Regions from separate parts of the Homo sapiens genome. Here region 1 is linked to region 2. Evidence: chromatin contacts called from ENCODE Hi-C or POLR2A ChIA-PET data. All regions are on one chromosome and are shown on one strand. The core of a region is the stretch at or near the end of the contact, and the rest is flanking DNA. Distances in the headings are between cores, read along the strand shown. Region 1 overlaps MTHFD1L (methylenetetrahydrofolate dehydrogenase (NADP+ dependent) 1 like). Region 2 holds the start of AKAP12 (A-kinase anchoring protein 12).

Evidence for each region. Hi-C counts contacts between places; a loop is a spot of excess contacts on that map. ChIA-PET counts read pairs that join two places held with the same protein, here RNA polymerase II (POLR2A).
Region 1: a loop to region 2 is called in a map of heart right ventricle, with 1.8 times the contacts of the local background. The contact joins the enhancer-like site here to the promoter of AKAP12 in region 2. A Hi-C loop is called at or near these places in 1 of 168 maps with a recorded cell type or tissue (heart right ventricle) and 1 of 37 single-sample maps with no recorded cell type. POLR2A ChIA-PET finds 5 or more read pairs at or near these places in 5 of 52 experiments (AG04450, H1, IMR-90 and 1 more).

Annotation. Positions count from the first base shown.
Region 1 is chr6:151,080,641-151,084,398 of GRCh38, reverse strand. The region is part of intron 26 of MTHFD1L (methylenetetrahydrofolate dehydrogenase (NADP+ dependent) 1 like); the gene reads right to left. Among named protein-coding and RNA genes, the nearest start is that of MIR12131, 20 kb to the left of the region's middle. Within about 2 kb of position 2,203, at least 3 of the 41 ENCODE cell types and tissues checked have a DNase peak (open chromatin) inside an H3K27ac peak, as active enhancers do.
Region 2 is chr6:151,238,093-151,241,511 of GRCh38, reverse strand. AKAP12 (A-kinase anchoring protein 12) reads right to left here and starts at 1,545. Exons shown (of 5, transcript NM_005100.4): 1 at 1,453-1,545; 2 at 788-1,128. The coding sequence starts at 949. RefSeq lists enhancers at 578-1,155, 1,233-1,742.

The DNA of each region.
Region 1 (3,758 bases), core at 954-3,453, 160 kb after region 2:
TTTTCAGACAACGTCCTGCTCCGGTGCCCGGAAGACACGCGTGCCAGGCTTGGCTGAGTCCTGCAGCCCCAGCCATTTCTCTCCACGGTCATTCTCAGGCTTGCTGACCCATGTGAGCAGTTCCGGGCCAAATATCCACATCTCGTGTGATCCAGTGTAAGACAGAATGTCTTCTTTGGTAGCACCTTTTTCTTTTGTCTTGATTCTTTTATTTATCTATTTTCAAAGTAATAAATTGGTGCCCTGGCAACTCCAACAGTGACACTTCTGAGGGAGGCATTTAACATGTAGAAAATGTAGCTATAGATGTAGCCAGGCTCAAGGAAGGTTTCTGAGGAAGTGAATTTCTTGTATTTCGGGACCTCATTTATAACTTGTGTTTGTTAAGTTCTGACCATACTCCAGGCGCCATGCTAAGCACGTTGTATGCACCATATCTCATTTAATCCCAAGAACCCTGTGAGGTCAGGGTTATTGTTATTTACATTATCCCCATTTTGCTGATTAGAAAAATGAGAGATTTCCAAAATGATACAAATACAGTAACTACTCGAGCTTTTTTCTTAAAAATAACAGGCTTGCTACTCTTTCATGGCCAGCTAGAATACACAGATTTTTTGTACCTATCTGAAAAGTGTAAATGGTCACCATTATGCAATGAAGTAACCAATTTAGTCAAAGTAACATATTTAGTCAAAAATTAAAAAAAAATCAATCATAGTTATGTCAGAAATGTGCTTTGGTAACTCTCTAGTGGGTTGGCAAAATCCAATACAGACAATTGTGAAACAATGCCACTATTGATCAAGTAGCTGGTTTCTCTGTCACTTATATGCTTCATTTTTATTCATTACCAGAAAGATAAAAGAAAGGCCATGACTACAAGGGTATAAACTTATTTGTGGCCGGGCGCTGTGGCTCACGCCTGTAATCCCAGCACTTTGAGAGGCCGAGGTGGGCAGATCACGAGGTCAAGAAATCGAGACCATCCTGGCCAACATGGTGAAACTCCATCTCTACTAAAAATACACAAATTAGCTGGGCATGGTGGCAGGTGCCTGTAATCTCAGCTACTCGGGAGGTTGAGGCAGGAGAATCGCTTGAACCTGGGAGGCAGAGGTTGCAGTGAGCCGAGATGGCACCACTGCACTCCAGCCTGGGTGACAAGAGTGAGACTTCGTCTCAAAAAGAAAAAAAAAAAAATTGCATTTCATTCTTCGTATTTGGAGAACGATGGAGATTCTTCCCTGCCTTTCCTTATTTCACTGTAATGATCACACCTGAGCCTTTCAACAACACTATGAGACAAGTGAGTCGGGAGAGACTTGCCCATTCCCATCTACAGGTGCAGAAACAGCCTCCAGGCAGTCATGTGAGTTTCCCTGAGCCCATTAGGAAGGAGAACTGCAAGTGCAAAGGTTCTACTGGGGACCCAAAGTCTGAGGGGTAATGGGAACCAGATCAAGACTTTCAGGTGTGGGGCAAAGCATTATCGGGAGACAGGGGACTCTACCCTATACGAATTGCATCTTGCTGGGTGAGTTACTTCGCTCAGCCTTCACTTCTTTTGTTTTGTTTTTTTTGATTGTGATTGTCAAAGGTCAGCCCTCGTTCTTTATCTATAACTACAGCATGAGTATAACAATATATTATGGAGTCATTTCAAAATTCAAATGAGATGAAGGACCCTAGTTTAGAGTTTAATACACAGTACCCATTGTTGTTATTTTATTATAGAATTGATAATTGCCTGGATTAAAGGAGAGTTGTAAATTATTTAAGATAGAAATAGGAAAAGATAGCTTAAACCAAAAAAAAAATCTTCTATATCTAATTATGTATTTATTTTATGGGAAAAAAGGTTTCATTAGTATTATGAGATTGTTCCCTAATTTTTCTGGGTCTACAATTTTACAAGTCACGCTTTCTGTAGTTCTTATTTATGGCAATCAAATGTTAAGCTAAACCAATAGCCAAGACCTAAAGTATTTAAATGAACAGGGGTAGCTTGATTGAGGTCAGATAAGGCTGTAAGAGAGAAAGTTTCAGAAGCGTGACTATAAACTCAAAACAGGTGTGATTCTAAATGGCCCTTCAGTCCTTAGGAGATGAAAGACTACCAACTCTTGTGCAGCCCAAGAAGATGCTGGGAAGAGCTGAAGCACAAATTCCATTCCTCATGTGTCATATTCCCACCTAGAGTTTTTGCGACATACTCATTCATCAGCCGTTTGACCGACAGGTAGCACACCATGAAAATCTCCACTACGTGTGGAAAACAAATCAATTTAATAATATATTTTATTGTTTGGAAACTCAAAATTAAGTAATTAAATTCTGGTTTCTGAGAAGCTCATCCCTTGAAAATCAACTGTGATGTTGTGGGCTGGGTTTTATGTCAAGGTCCTACTGGCAAGGAAATCATCATTCGGTAGTCCCTTTAAGGAGAAGCTGGAGGAGATGGGAAGAGGAGGAAGCAGGAAGGAAGGGGTGGGGAGGATGGACAGTGCTTTCACTCAGCCGATCTGGTCTTTCTCTTCAAGCAGCTTGTTATCAAAGGCGCAGCTGCCTAGACCTTGCTTGCTGTGCCATGTCATTTAGCATTTCCCTTTTGCTTTCACCTCTCTCCCTCACAACTAGACCCTTGCCCCTCCGACCCTGGGAAAGCTCCTGCCCAGAGATAATAAGCTGTGTAGTAGAAAAACATAAGACAGGGAAATCATTATTATTTTTGAGACAGTCTCTGTCACCCAGGCTGGGGTGCAGTGGCAAGATCTCAGCTCACTGCAACCTCTGCCTCCCAGGTTCAAGTAATTCTCCTGCCTCAGCCTCCCAAGTAGCTGGGATTACTGGCGTGTGCCACCATGCCTGGCTATTTTTTTTTTTTTTTTTTTTTTTTTGCATTTTTAGTAGAGGCAGCGTTTCACCATGTTGGCCAGCCTGGTCTGGAACTCCTGACCTCAGGTGATCTGCGCACCGCAGCCTCCCAAAGTGCTGGAATTACAGGTGTGAGCCACTGCGCCCAGCCCAAGTCAGGAAAATTACATCCATCATTTAAACTTCCCCTTTATGGTTTTCTTGGGACAGTGGCAAAGGAAGAGTTTGGAGAAGGGGGAGTCACCTCATCAGTGCTCATCACTACCCTGAAACTCGGCTGGCCAAGACTGGCTGAAGTAGGAAAGAATTCAGGACTACCCTGTGACGTAATTAAACTATTTTAAATACCAGAGGCCTATATTGTTCTGTAATGTTTCTTAGGTGATCCACTCCAGATACCAGCTGAATGCTCAGGACTTCAGACTGGGTCTAGAAGTGGCTTACTGTATATAATGGACTGAACTGCATCCCCTCAAAACCCCTATATTGACATCCTAATCCCCCAATACGACTACATTTGGAGACAGGAAGTCGAGGCTGTAGGGAGCCATGATCGTGCCACTGCACTCCATCCTGGGTGACAGAGCAAGACCCCATCTCAAAACAAACACAAAAAACAACCCAAAAAGGTCATAAGCATGGGGCCCTAATCCAATAGGACTGAGTGTCCTTAAAAGAAGAGGAAGAGGTCACAGGGATGTTTGTGTACAGAGAAGACGACATACAGGGAAGACAGCTGTCTGCAAGCCAAGAAGAGAGGCCTCAGCAGAAACCAGCCCTGCCAGCACCCTGATCTTGGACTTCCCGCCTCCAGAACTGTGAGAAAATAAAATAAACTTCTGTTGTTGAAGCCACCCAGTCTATGGTCTTTTGTTACGGCA
Region 2 (3,419 bases), core at 296-2,795:
GGAAGAGTACCCGGAATGCTCGTTACACTGACCCCATCCTTTGAGAACTTCTAGCCACTCTAGCGTGTGTTTGGCCAACTGAGTCTGCAGGCAAAGCGCTGAGCGAACGCGAGGGCGCTGGCTGGTTTGCGAAACCTGTCATTCCTTCTGGAAACGCAGCGCCTGCCCAGGTTTTTCCTGGCTCTGAGCGAGCTACACCCCAGGCTTTCTCTGCCTCGGGAAGGCGGTGCCTGCTCGGGCCGCTGCCGCAGGAGGACTGGGTACCAAACCCGCTCGCTCCAGGCACCGCTGGCATCCAGGGCGGTACGCGACGGGGAACCCGAGGGTGGCTGGGCTCCCCGGCGGGCTCCACCACGAGTCCTGGCCTCACAGCTGACTTTCCGCATCTCGGAGCTCCGGAGGCCCGGCCCGGGGTCCATTCTCCACGGATCCCCCTCCGCGCAGCTCCTCCGCCTCGGGCTGCATGGCTCCCACCGGAAGAGTGCGCAGAAAGGCTCAGCCGCCGTGGGCAGGGCGCGGGTTTTATTATTGCGCATGGCGCAGTCGCCTCCCCTGGAGACCCGCGACAAAGATGCAAGCCCCCCGCCGCGCTCGCCGCTGCTCTGGCCCCGCCCCGGCGCGAAAGACCCTGAAAAGCCTCCAAAGAGGGGTTCGCACTCCTGAGTTTGCAGATGCGGCTGGATGGGCTGGGAAGTTCTCTCGGCGGAAATCGGAGGGACCCCCCCACCCCCACCCCCACCCCCAAAGACCCGCGCCTCCCGGCGCAGGTGGCCCGGCACGCCCGTACCTTGGTGGCGGGGTCCGAGGCAGCGATGGCGGGGTCCGCGGTGGTGTCTGGCGCCGCCTCGGCCGAGGGGCCGCCGCCGCTGGGCTCGGGCTCAGCCGGCGTGGAGCTCCCCTCGGGCGGCTGCTCCGGGCTGCGCTGCTCGGTGGAGCTCCCGGCGCCCATGGCTCCTCCGCACTTCTCCCGCGCCTAGCCGCCGGGTTACGCCTTCCCCAAGCCGCAGGGACAGGGGCAAGAGCCAAAAGACGCGCGCCCGCGAGGTCCCGAGAGCGCCTTCCTTCGCCGCCAGCCGACTGCGAACGCGCCCAGCCTGCGAATGAAGGAGACGCGCTCGCGGCAAACTCCTTAAAAGAAAAGGAAAAAAAAAAAAAGGCCACCTCTTAGCCTCCGCCCCCCTCCCCCCGGTTTTTCCCTCGCTTCATCACATGAGCACAGCCCCAGACACGCCCTGCAGCAGCATCTGCCCCCAGGCTGCCGGGACCAGAGGCGCTGCGACGCGCCAGCCCAGGTCCAGGCAGCCGCCCACCCGGCCCTCGGGCGCCTCCCGTTTCTAACAGGGCGACTAGAGCTGCGGGGACGACCCAGGGCCTCAGAAGGCAAGAGAGCAGGGGAGCAAAAAGCCTGCCGGGGACACTGGATTCTCTGGGGTTTATTAAATGATGGATCACCCAAGGCAGGAGCTTCTGCTGCAGCCGACTTTCAGCTCGCCCAGGAGCGAGTCCGAGTCCCCATTTGCTTTCCTGCAGATTGTGTTTAACTCCAAACATTTGTTCCAGCCTCCTCCCCATTAGCAGGAGAAAGGCAAGCGCTCCCTGGCTCCTCCTGAGTCCGACCATATTTGGGCACCTCACGTGGCAAGAGCAGGGAACCGAGAGGTTAACGCAGTCAGGCCACGGATGAGGTGGGCCACGCAGGCCCACGCTCTCCTATCCTCCGGAACAAGTGATGTCAGGCGATGCCATCAGCAGTGCTAGCCGCCCCCCTTCCCCCGGGGAACGGGGGGAAATGAGGCTGTTACCGGAAATGTGCCCGTCCTTCTTTGAGGGCCTGTGCTGGAAGTTACCCATCCAGGCCACCTCTGCTCCGCGCGATGCCGACACATGACAGCATAGATCTGTTCCTTTGCCGTCAGCCTTTCTCAAAAGATGAAGACTTTAAATAATACCAGCACAAGTGGCTTGCATCCTTTCATTTCCGACCCTTGAATATAATATGTATTACATGAGCATGGCAGCCAATCAATAAGTATTTGAACTAAATTAAATTTGTAGCTGGATTGCTTGGCGCAAAGCATTAAGGCTTTGGGGCTGAAAGACAAAATTTATTCCAGTTGTAACTAGCAACCGAGTGCCCCAGTTTTCACAAATACTTTGAATCTCCATTAAGAATGAAGAAACCAGCCTGGTTAACATAGCGAGACCTTGTCTCTACAAAAAATAAAAAAATTAGCCAGGCGCAGTGGTGCACCTGTAGTCCTAGCTACTCAGGAGGCTGGGGACGCTGGGGTAGAAGGATGACTTCAGCCCAGGAATTCGAGGCTGCAGTGAGCTATGACTGTGCCTCTGCACTCCATCCTAGTCGACAGAGCAAGATTCTGTCAAAAAAAAAAAAGAAAGAAAGAAGGAAGAAACTTTCGGAATATTCACACCAAATTCCAGATAAATATCTCATACTCAGATTTAGTACAATTTTGTAGAAAGGGTGTAAGCAGTAGTTCAGCACTAGGATGTTTCATGCCTAATGAATTGCATGAATCGAATGGTACCCTGGGAACCATAGGTTAGTTACTCACCATCAAATTTGTTTTCTGAATTAATTTTTTTTCTTTTTCTTTTTTTGAGACAAGGTCTCGCTGTGTTGCCCAGGCTAGTGTTGAACTCCTGAGCTCAAGCGATCCTCCTGCCTTGGCCTCTCAAAGTGCTGGGATTATAGGTGTGAACCACCACACTGGGCCTGTTTTCTGAATTAATTATTTTTATTTAAAGGACTACACGAAGGCCAATTTCTCTGGAGTTTATCTCTTAAGAAACAGTATATTTGCAAAATGCTTAGTTTTAGGAATTTATACACATTTCCCCCATTTTGACTTAAATTTTGACTATTTAGGAAACATTAGAATTCTTACTCTGTACCAGGCACTGTTCAATGCACTTTACATAATAATCTTTACAATAACCCCATGGGATAGATAGTATTATTCTCATTTTACCATTGGCAGGAGGGGGAGGAGTAGGCCCGGAGAAATTAAATTGTGTGCTTCAGGTTTCACAGCCAGGAGTTGGAAGAGCAGGAAGTCCAACTGGCATCTGCTTTCAGGGTCCACGCTTCACCACCGCATGGCACTCCCCTTCCCTTTCAATCAACTGTGTTCTCTCCTCTCAGAGGTGTTACTGAAACGTGGCATTTGGACCTCACTTAGGATTTTAAGAGCAAAAAGCACTGTTAAAACCTACTTGAGGCCAGGTGTGGTGGCTTACACCTGTAATCCCAGCACTTTGGGAGGCCGAGGTGGGTGGATCACCTGAGGACAGTAGTTCAAGACCAGCCTGGGCAACATGGTGAAACCCCGTCTCTACTAAAAGTACAAAAATTAGCCAGGCATGGTGGCGCGTGTCTGTAATCCCAGCTACTCAGG